Regions from separate parts of the Mus musculus genome. Here all the other regions are linked to region 2. A link is a contact called in ENCODE POLR2A ChIA-PET data. All regions are on one chromosome and are shown on one strand. Each heading gives the region's core, a stretch centred on a gene start or an enhancer-like site at or near the end of the contact. The rest is flanking DNA. Distances are from core to core; before and after follow the strand shown. Region 1 holds the start of Ctr9 (CTR9 homolog, Paf1/RNA polymerase II complex component). Region 2 holds the start of 1700012D14Rik (RIKEN cDNA 1700012D14 gene). Region 3 overlaps Ctr9 (CTR9 homolog, Paf1/RNA polymerase II complex component).

What was found. ChIA-PET counts read pairs that join two places held with the same protein, here RNA polymerase II (POLR2A).
Region 1: POLR2A ChIA-PET joins it to region 2 with 47 read pairs in embryonic stem cell. The contact joins the promoter of Ctr9 here to the promoter of 1700012D14Rik in region 2. POLR2A ChIA-PET finds 5 or more read pairs at or near these places in 5 of 5 experiments (Patski and embryonic stem cell).
Region 3: POLR2A ChIA-PET joins it to region 2 with 12 read pairs in embryonic stem cell. The contact joins the enhancer-like site here to the promoter of 1700012D14Rik in region 2. POLR2A ChIA-PET finds 5 or more read pairs at or near these places in 4 of 5 experiments (Patski and embryonic stem cell).

The regions. Positions count from the first base shown.
Region 1 is chr7:111,027,384-111,030,638 of GRCm38, reverse strand. It overlaps Ctr9 (CTR9 homolog, Paf1/RNA polymerase II complex component), which reads right to left and starts at 1,688. Exons shown (of 25, transcript NM_009431.2): 1 at 1,458-1,688; 2 at 327-425. The coding sequence starts at 1,502.
Region 2 is chr7:111,120,926-111,124,119 of GRCm38, reverse strand. It overlaps 1700012D14Rik (RIKEN cDNA 1700012D14 gene), which reads left to right and starts at 1,445. Exons shown (of 3, transcript NR_015573.2): 1 at 1,445-1,737; 2 at 3,097-3,194.
Region 3 is chr7:111,053,958-111,057,304 of GRCm38, reverse strand. Ctr9 (CTR9 homolog, Paf1/RNA polymerase II complex component) reads right to left here. Exons shown (of 25, transcript NM_009431.2): 25 at 928-1,946. The coding sequence ends at 1,520. Among named protein-coding and RNA genes, the nearest start is that of Ctr9, 27 kb to the right of the region's middle. Within about 2 kb of position 1,969, at least 1 of the 3 ENCODE cell types and tissues checked has a DNase peak (open chromatin) inside an H3K27ac peak, as active enhancers do.

The sequences.
Region 1 (3,255 bases), core at 439-2,938, 94 kb after region 2:
AATATAGAGAACTATTTACCTTAAATGAATCTCTCACCTTTATCAACAGACATTAATTTACCAGTAGAGTTGTAGTTGGGAAACTGACCTTACTGTTCCATAAATGAGAATATAACCATTGTTCGTGAGTACGTGCCATCACAGTCCTGGAAGTAGACCAGGTTGACCTCAAACTCAGAGATCGACCTGCCTCTGCTGCTACTAATTTTCATACAGATGATTTAATCATGCACAACAGATTTAATCCTGTGGGCTATTACTGTACTTGAGAACCAAAATCCTATGTTTTTTTAGTCAACAGAAAAATCTGCTCTAGGAATACTGACCGCCAAGGCAATCCATATGTGCAGTTGTGTGTGCTCCTGCTTCAGAATGCTGATGACTTCGTCTCCCTCCGGTAACTGATCGAAGTCAAGTTCAATGACCTAAAACACAGAATAAACGTTTCGTTTCCTTTTTAAATTCACAATTTCTCTCTTCTGCGTGTTTTGAATACTCATCAATGCCCATACACAAAGGGTATGTACTCACTTTCAATGGAGTGAACTAATTAATACATGTTCCTATTTAGGAAACACATGGCAAACAGGTTGTAGTCTGGTTTGGTCAAAGCATAGAAAAGCAGGCAAATCCTGTTGGTCGTTCTTCACATCGCTAAAACTATAAAATTCTCAACGACTTGCTTACTCAAAACCAAAATGAAACCTTGTACAACCCATAGGCCAACGAAACACTGATGCCATAGGTCTGAGAGCTTGAGAAACTCTATCCCAGAGGACAGGCAAAGTTGAATACCAACGGTCACTTAAATCACGGAGGCAGTATCGTGGGTCACATACATGCCTAAAATGTGGGCACCAACAATTAGAAGAAAAATATTCTGGAATGTACCCAAGACCACCATATTTTAGAAATGAATTCTACCTCGATCGAAAATAAAAGTGTGTAAAATCTAGTCTGACTGAGGCAACGCTGGAGCTTTATTCGGACAAACCACACGCCATGGATGAAAGTGGGTCGTTGCCATCAGCACACAGGAGCGGCTAAATCTCGGGCCCCTTATCTCGCCCAGAGAGCTGTGTTAATAGTGTGCCTTGACAGACTTTTCTTCCATGGCATTAAGAGCCGTCTCTCAGATACCCAGGGAGATTTAAAAAAATAAACAAATCCCAAGTTGGAGCAGCAGGTAGCCCCTGGGGCACTGACTCCCCTCTGTAAGAGGTGAGGTTTACTCGGCGCTCACACCCCTGCGCCTCGGAAGACAGCCGACTGTCAACAAGGAGCAGGCTGCAGGCGAACTTTCCCGAAGTCCTTGCGGCCAGAAAGGTGACCAGCTGAGTGGTGCCTGGGCCGAGAAGCTCGGCTGCGGCTCTCCCCTCCAAAAACCAAGCGGAGCAAAATCGGCGCTGGGATCGTCCAAGTTCATAGCCCTCCCCCGCTGCACACTCGGCACCCACCTCGTCAGTATCCCGGAGGGGAATCTCGATGGAGCCCCGCGACATGGTGAGCTCTGAAAGCAGGCGCTTCTCACCCCGCCGCTCGGCAGATCGCAGTCCCGGCTTCCAGCCTTACAGAGGTTACCACACCTCACACCCAGCGGAGCTGCCGGAGACCAGCTTCTCCTCTGCTGTCCGCCGCTGAAACAACGAGCTTCAGACCGCGACCGGCCACTTCCGGAGGCCCCGCCCCCTGTCCCGGAAGCACTACCAGTAGGGCGTGTCCCACGCGAGCTCCGCCCGCCTGGCGGCTCTGATGCGTCCTTCTTTGGAAAGACTGATAGTCCTGAGGTTGTTGTTGTGTCAGCCGTAGGTGACCGAGCGCCTTCGGGAACGCGGCATCTGCCGCTAAGGTGTCCAAACTGAGCTCCTCACAGACCCGCGCCGGAGCGGGGAGTGGTGGTGGTGAGGCGAAACCACGCCTCTATGGGCGGGGCCTCTGGTGACGAATTCTATGGGCGGTGCCTTGCCTCTTCGGCCACTTAAGCTTCTTGGGGGATAATTCAATCTTTTATCAGCTTTACAGTCGTTTTGTGTTGTCCCAGCCAGTTTGTGCAAGTCACACTGGTGATGTCGTTGTGACTAGTTTAAATAGACATAATCAGTGAATTCTGAAGTTATGGTAATAATGCACGGATTATTATTTTTATTTGTTGCGTTACATATTTGTATATGGATACATGCGAGCGATGGTGTGGCAAATGGAGGGCAGGGGACATCTTGTGGGAATCAGTTTTCTCCTACTCTGAAGGTCGTAGGGCTCGAACTCAGATAGACAGCGTTGGAGCCAGGCAACTTTTTGCAGACCCTGTTTATTTCTTGAGATATTCTGTATCCCAGGTTGACTTGAAACTCCCGACCTCAGCCTTCTGACTGCTGCAGTTATTGGCATATGCTTGGGCACCTGGCTTATATATATTTCTTAATGTACTTATATTTCTTTAGGAGCACAATGAAAAGGAACTGCTAGGTTTGATTTAAATAAAATCAAAAGAATTCTATTAAACCTAAATAATGAAATTATAGAATTCAAAAACATTTTAGCTCATGATTTCATTATAGAAGAGTATTAAATAGTTTCTTGTGCTTGGAATAAACAAGGGAAGGATCTTAATAAATAAGCGAATAGGCCGGGCAGTGGTGGCATGTACCTTTAATCCCAGCACTTGGGAGGCAGAGGCAGGCTGATTTCTGAGTTTGAGGCCAGTCTGGTCTACAGAGAAACCCTGTCTCGAACCCCCCCCCCCAAATGGGGAATAAAAAGGGTTAGTTTAACTGGGTGTGGTGGCACATGTCTTTAATCTCAACTCTTAGGAGGGAGGAGCAGGAGGAGAGCGCTGAATTTAGGCCATTCTACTCTATACATGGAGTTCCAGGCTAATCTGGGGTTACAGAATAGAGAGATCCTGTCTCAAAACAGAGCCCCCCTCCATCCCTGCTAGCCAGTGTTTTTTAAGATATTCACTGCTCTTTCTCCCAATTTCTTCTGCTGAGCCAAAGCTACTATTATCTCTTTGCCATCTTTTCTTGATTCTTCATCTTCTCTGGCTTCAAGCTCCAACCTAGTTTCAGCTATATTTCACTCGTAGGTATTTATGAAAAATGCCAGTTCATTTATAGTTTTCCTCTTAACTCTCTTAAAACTCTTGAGAAGAAACTAAATTAAATTTATTTATTTATTAAAGATTTATTTATTTATTATATGTAAGTATACTGTAGCTGTCTTCAGACACACCGGAAGAGGACATCAGATATTACA
Region 2 (3,194 bases), core at 196-2,695:
GTCATGTTTGCAAAATGTACTTCTCTATGCTCTAAGTCCTTACCTATAACTAGGATCTGATCTTAGACTGGTGATGAGTATATGAATTAAAACATTGAAAGAACATGAAACAGCCAGGTGGTGATGGTGCATACCTTTAATTCCAGCACAGGAGGCAGGGGCAGGCAGATCTCTATGAGTTCAAGGCCAGCCTAGTCTAGAGAGCAAGTTCTAGGGCAGCCAAGGCTACACAAAGAAACCCTGTCTCAAATATCAAAACAAAACAAAAAGTACATAAAACAGCCCCTGGCTCCTACAGTGCACTCTATAAACAGTATTATTATCTTTATTTGCTGAGTCCTACATTGCCTGTATTTTTCTCTCAACCAACATATATTATAATCATAACTGTATATAAATATATAATAAATTATAATTTGACACAGCAATTAACAGAAAAAAATCTGTATGTTTCAAGAACAGTAGACTCGTCAGCATATAGAGCCTAAGTTAAATCCTAGTCTTTAATTAAACACGAATATGTTTAATTATTCTTCCCATTGTCTTATTTTTGAGTTTTTTTTCCAATTTACAAAGACACAAACCAGGTATGTGAAGTTCACATTGGGGACATATATAAAAATATATAATAAACAAAATCTTATTCCAAAATTATACTGAAGCTTGATGACTGCCATCAGTCCTGATAACTACTATTAAGGGTTAGGCTTCGCGGGGCATGGTGGCACATGCTTTTTAATCCCTACACACAGGACCTCAAGCCTGGCCATGCCCTTTTGGAAAAGAGGGAGAACGGGGATAGATGGCTTAAACACCCAAATGTTGCCAGCCCACCCAACAGAGATGAGTTGGTAACGCTGAGGTAAACCTCAGAAAAAGAAGAGTTCTAAGGATTTTCCCTTTCGTCCTGCTGGGCCACCTGGGAGGCCAAACATCAGGCGTGCCCTTGGCCTGGCCTAACCCCCCGGCTGGTAAAGGTTTATGCACGCCGAGTAAGGTGAGTTTTTTCTTCCCGCTTCCAAGCACTGAGTGACCGGGCCACCATCAGCCTAGGCTGGCGAGCTCAGGATCCATAGCTGTCTCAGCAGTCCTTGCAGAGCGACAGAGCTGAGGGAAATGCCGACTGGGCCGCCATCTGTCTGTCAGCATCAGCCACGTGGAACTGGAGGAGCCCCGGAATCTGCTCTCTAAACCCGCGCCAGGCCCACGGCGTGCCGGGGAATTCAGAAAACAATGGCTTCGCCCGCCAGCCCGGAGCCCAGAGCCGGCTAGGCGGCTCCCAGGTCACACCGCGCCTCAACCAAACTTGGGCTCTTAGTCCCGCCTCGCTGCTCAGCGCGGATTGGCGGTAGGGATGAGCTCTGTCGCTGATTGGACAGCGGCGAAGTCGCTCCTGCAGACCATCGCGTCTGGCCGCAGTGGAGCTCTAAGAGTCCCTGAATTCAGACTTCAGGCCGCGCCGTCCGAGAGTCGGGGCCCTTTGAGGTGGCTTAGGCGGTATCCCTGAGTTGACAGCATCACCCCGTCCCGCGTCCTCCTCTCCTCTGTTTTGTTTTTCATCTCTCCCTCCTCCCTCCAGTCCCCGACGACTGGCCCTAGACCCTCGCTGAAGGTGAGCTGAGCCACCGGCGAGTGGGCCGCTCCGAAATGGCCGCTGCCTTGAGCTGTCTAAAATGGCGGTCTCGTGCTCGGCTGGGGACCGCGACGCGGCTCTGCAGCCCAGCCGCAGCCGAGACGGTAGGGCGATGGAGATGGAGTGGAAAGGTGTTGGGTGTGTTGACACGACTTCATGTCGATGGCACAGTCGACATTCCTGGGGCGAGAGGAATCCTGTGTCACCCACTGGTAGGCTAGGGCAAGAAGCATGCCTCCGGGGGCGTGGTGCTCTGCGAGCAGTGCACGCCTGGCCCGGAGGGATGGCTGTCACTGGCCGCAGGGCGAAGTGACCGCGTTGAAATACTTCTAGGTCCTAGTGGAGCTGCCCGGCCCCTTCTGCTTCTTAACCTTTGCGATTGGCCTGCGCTCCCGTTCACACCTAGGGCCGCCTGGCAGCAAAAGGCCCCTAAGGGGAGACCCTAGTGTTCCCTGAAAGGAACTGGAAACTTAGGAGGGCAGATGCTTTGTCCCCAAGAGCTGCTGGGATGTACCTCAGAAGAGAAAGGAATACGGGGCCCTTTTAAGAAAACAAAGCTACTTTTTTTTGTGCCCACTTGACAACGAGGTGGGGAAACTTCATTTTATGGTGAACCAGTGGCTCCGAGAAGCTCTCTGTTTTGCTAAATTTAAATCGAGGCTGGAAGGAGAGTCCACTGCTAAGGAATAGGTTTTCTAACTACTGCCTAGTTTAAGATTGCTGCCTTCGCCTGTTACAACACGCTGGCAATCTGTTTGTACACACACACCAACCTCTAGTACCAAATGCTCGTTATGCTTGATGAAGTAGAAAACTCCCAAGTACTGTCGAGGCACGTGGGCTGCACAGTCAGTTTGGGAACTCTGTTCATTCTTCACTGACTAAATGTGTTAACCTAGCAGGTGCCAACTTCCCTGTATCTTTCTCTAAAATGCAGTCGTTGATAATCTCAGGTTCTTGACAATTAGATGAATTAACCTTTATGAGGAATTGGGCACAGATACTAACAGGCCACAGAAAATAAGAGAGTTACTCAGTAAGCATTAATTGTTAGATCGGGGACAGACTGGTTATAGTAACAGCATATGTCATGTAACACTTGCATATCTGATTCCACTTTAGATTGAGTTTTTAGTTTTAGAGATATTGAAATGGGGCTGTATTTAAAAAAAAAAAAAAAACTCAGTTGGTTTTTATTCCCACCACCACCACCCACGAATGTTTCTATGTCAGTGGGTAAAAAAGCATTTCAAAGCAAGGAAATTACCAGAACAGTAAGTGGAATGGAAAATATTAGCATATTTACTTTACTACATACTAGGCATTCTCTGTTTACATCCCAAGAGCTGCATTGTAGTGAAAAATCATTTGTATTGACTATATTTAAAATATGATAAATTGTCATGGTAGACATTGATACTTCTGCTTGCTGCAGTGTCTGATTTTAACTTTTCTTATTCTAGGCTTCTGGTTACTCCCGTTCCCACCCTATCCCTTAATTTTATTTTTCTGAAGAATCTGCAGTTCAAGCTATCAAGGTGGAGAGAGCAATTACAGAAAG
Region 3 (3,347 bases), core at 720-3,219, 67 kb after region 2:
CAGGGCTGCCCAGCACCTTGGAGTCTCCTGTTTGAGGAAATTTGTCTGGTCTGCTTTCTCCTTGGTGTCCCCAGTCTGCAGACACTCACTACATTCCACTTCACTCCATAGGGACAAACTTGTATTCACGGAGTGTTTTGGAAGGGGGCAATTTATCTCTGCATCCTCAGTTCACTGTTTTAAGGTAACTTAATAATACTTGATTACTAAAGACTTTTGTTTGTAGACAGGGTTTCTCTGCATAGCCCTGGCTGTCCTGGAACTCACTCTGTAGACCAGGCTGGCCTCAAACTCAGAGATCCACCTGCCTCTGCCTCCCAAGTGCTGGGATTAAAGGCGTGCACCACCACTGCCCGACTTGCCACAGACTTTTTATAATGGTTACAAAAATAATTACTTATTAAAAATCGGTGTGGCACATGCCTTTAATCTCAGGACATGAAAGGCAGATCTTTGTGAGTTCAAGGCCAGCCTAATCTTCATACTGAGTTCCAGAGCAGCCAGGACTATGTAGAGACCTTGCCTCAAAAAAAAAAAAAAAAAAAAAAAAAAAAACAAAAACAACAAAAATCCATAGCTGGGCTGGAGAGATGGCTCAGTGGTTAAGAGCACTGATTGCTGTTCCAGAAGTTCTGAGTTCAATTCCCAGCAACTACATGGTGGCTCAAACCATCTGTAATGGAATCTGATGTCCTCTTCTGGTGTGTCTGAAGAAAGCTACAGTGTACTCATATACATAAAATAAACAAAACTGTAGCCTTCTAGTATATTTAAAAAAAAAAAAAGCCTCCAGAAATCTGCCATGAATTACAAAAGCCTTGATGAAACTGCCTTTGGTTTGGATAGCTTCCCAATGTTTTGCTTAATATATTTAAATATATGTTATTGAGCCAAAAGAAAAAAAAAAAGAGGACACACAGGCACTCGCATGGTTGGTAAAGGGTTTATTAAGTGACTGGGGAGGTCTTCCCACTCTGACACCAGGAAAGCACTTTCCACACCTTACCCTCCCGTGTTTGCACTCTGCTCATGGCTGCAACCCCTTCCAACAGAGTTCAGTACAGGGACATCTCTTCCTCTGGAGATAAAACTCAGTCTCAACTCAAAAGGGAACAAAGGCTTTTATCTCTGCTTCTGCAACATTTGGTACAAGTTTGTACATAGCAGCATGCTGCCTACCGGAGAGGAGAGGAGAGGAGAGGAGAGGAGAGGAGAGGAGAGGGGAGGGGCTAGCCTGGCTTGCAAGCCTTGGGAATGCTTTAGCATCTGTGTTATCACTGCAGTTTTCACATATGGCAGGTGGAGCTGCACCACAATGCAGGAGTCTCACTGCTCCAGCTTGGGACACTGGACTCTCCAGCACAGGAAATGTCTCTTGGAAGTTAGTAAATATACAAGTAGAAAAAAAATTGCCTTAAGAAAAAGTTTACAAGTGACTAACCACCTGAAAGGTTTCTTATCACAGCTTTTATATATTATAAAGCTCCTCCCAACCCATGGAGTCTTTGATGAAATAAACCTAGTCGCTATCATCTGACCCATGTTCTGAGCCTCGGTCTGAGGCCTCGTTGTTTGAGCCCTCTGGTTCTGATTCATTTCCAGAGCCTTGGCCAGAGCCCTCGTTGTCAGAGCCCTGCTCTGATTCGTGGTCCGATTCTGCACTTGGAGAAGCCGGGCGAGAATCGTTCTCGTTCTCAGAAGCTCCGGAGGGGCTTCTCCCTGACTGCACAGACTCATTGTCCGACTGCTCAGAGCCGGAGCGCCTTCTCTTTCTGGACGGCTGGTCACTGTCGGAATCCTCATCCGACTCCTGTCTACCCGACCTCCGAGGGCTGCCTGCCTCGCTGCCAGACTTGTTCTGGTTGTCATCTGAGTCGCTCTCAGATGAGGCGCGTCTGTTGGGCCTCTCGTCGTCATCAGAATCGCTGTTGCTATTCCTGGGATGTCTGGAAGAGAGAGGTGAGGATGAGACACTAGGACAGCCAAATGCACTTTCTGTTCTGGGTCAGCCTTTGTGCGTTACACAGGAGCTGGGGCCTGTGGTACTTGTTTTGTGTCCTATTCTGTAAATGCGGACACTTCATTGTAAACTGAGATCAACAATGAGGGAGCACACAGTGACCGGCAGCCAGTCTGCACATGAGCAGTGAGTGTTAGGTTCTGTTTAGCAGGCATTTTTCAATTTCAAACTCAGAAGGTCAGAATGGGGAATCCTAGGCACAAAGCTAAAATGTGTCTGGGCAGTGGTGGCGCATGCCTTTAATCCCAGCACTTGGGAGGCGGAGACAGGTACATTTCTGAGTTCGGGGCCAGCCTGGTCTACAAAGTGAGTTTCAGGACAGCCAGGGCTATACAGAGAAACCCTGTCTCGAAAAACAAAACAAAACAAAACAAAACAAGTAAAATATGGGCTCCCTGATGGTGGCTGAGACTCAGAAGTCCTAAGACTGGAACAGCAGAACACTTCTGTCCTAAAACATCCATGTCAACAGACACCTGAAGAAGAGTGACCTCAGTGCTGTTCTCAGGTTTGTGAAGGCCCCAGGTCTTCACAAGGACAAGGTTATCAGACAGGAAGCCAGGGCTAAGTAAGGGGCCTTAGGCTACTAACTTTTCTTCCCAGCTTCCTTCACTGTTGGTTGACGTGTCAGGGAAAGGGAGATAGCAGCAGCTGTGATATTGGCCTCCTGCTTCAATATGTCAGAAGCGCTGAGAGAGGCTGCCTCAGACTTATGCTGAGCAGTTCTGGTTTCCATGACACATTCCAACAGGACTCAGACTGGGAAGGTTAGGGAGAAGGGAAAGCGTCCTACATACTAAAGAAAGGCTCCTTGTGTCCCGATCTAAAAGAGGGAAACACACATGCAAGCGCAGTCAGGAGTCACGTCATCAAGGCTATGAGCTGAGGGTGGGTAAGCTAAGTCCACCAAGGAAGGCAGAGGTGTGTCTCCAGCAGGGGAAGAAATGGTCACTAAGTTCCTCATCTCCACAAGGCCAGGTCCAGGCCAGTCCTAGCAGTTGCTGGCCTGTCAGTGCTGGGCAGCAGATGACACTTGCTTAGGGATGAGTGTGCCATCTAGGATATCAGCTAAGCTGATATGTGTCGTGGTTTCTCCTCGCTACAAGACAGCTAGGCATAGAGTACAAGGCCAGCCTGAAGCTGGCGAGGACAGCACACTGACCACTGCCAGTCATCTGCTCTCCAGTTCTGTTTTTCCTCTAAAGACAAAGACACAGAAGAGGGTCCAGCTGGCTGGTTAGCAGCTACTGTAGCTTCCCACAGTTAGAATTTACCCTGGGATTCCTGCCCCCTATCAAACTGGGACTTATTTACCATTAAAATTTAC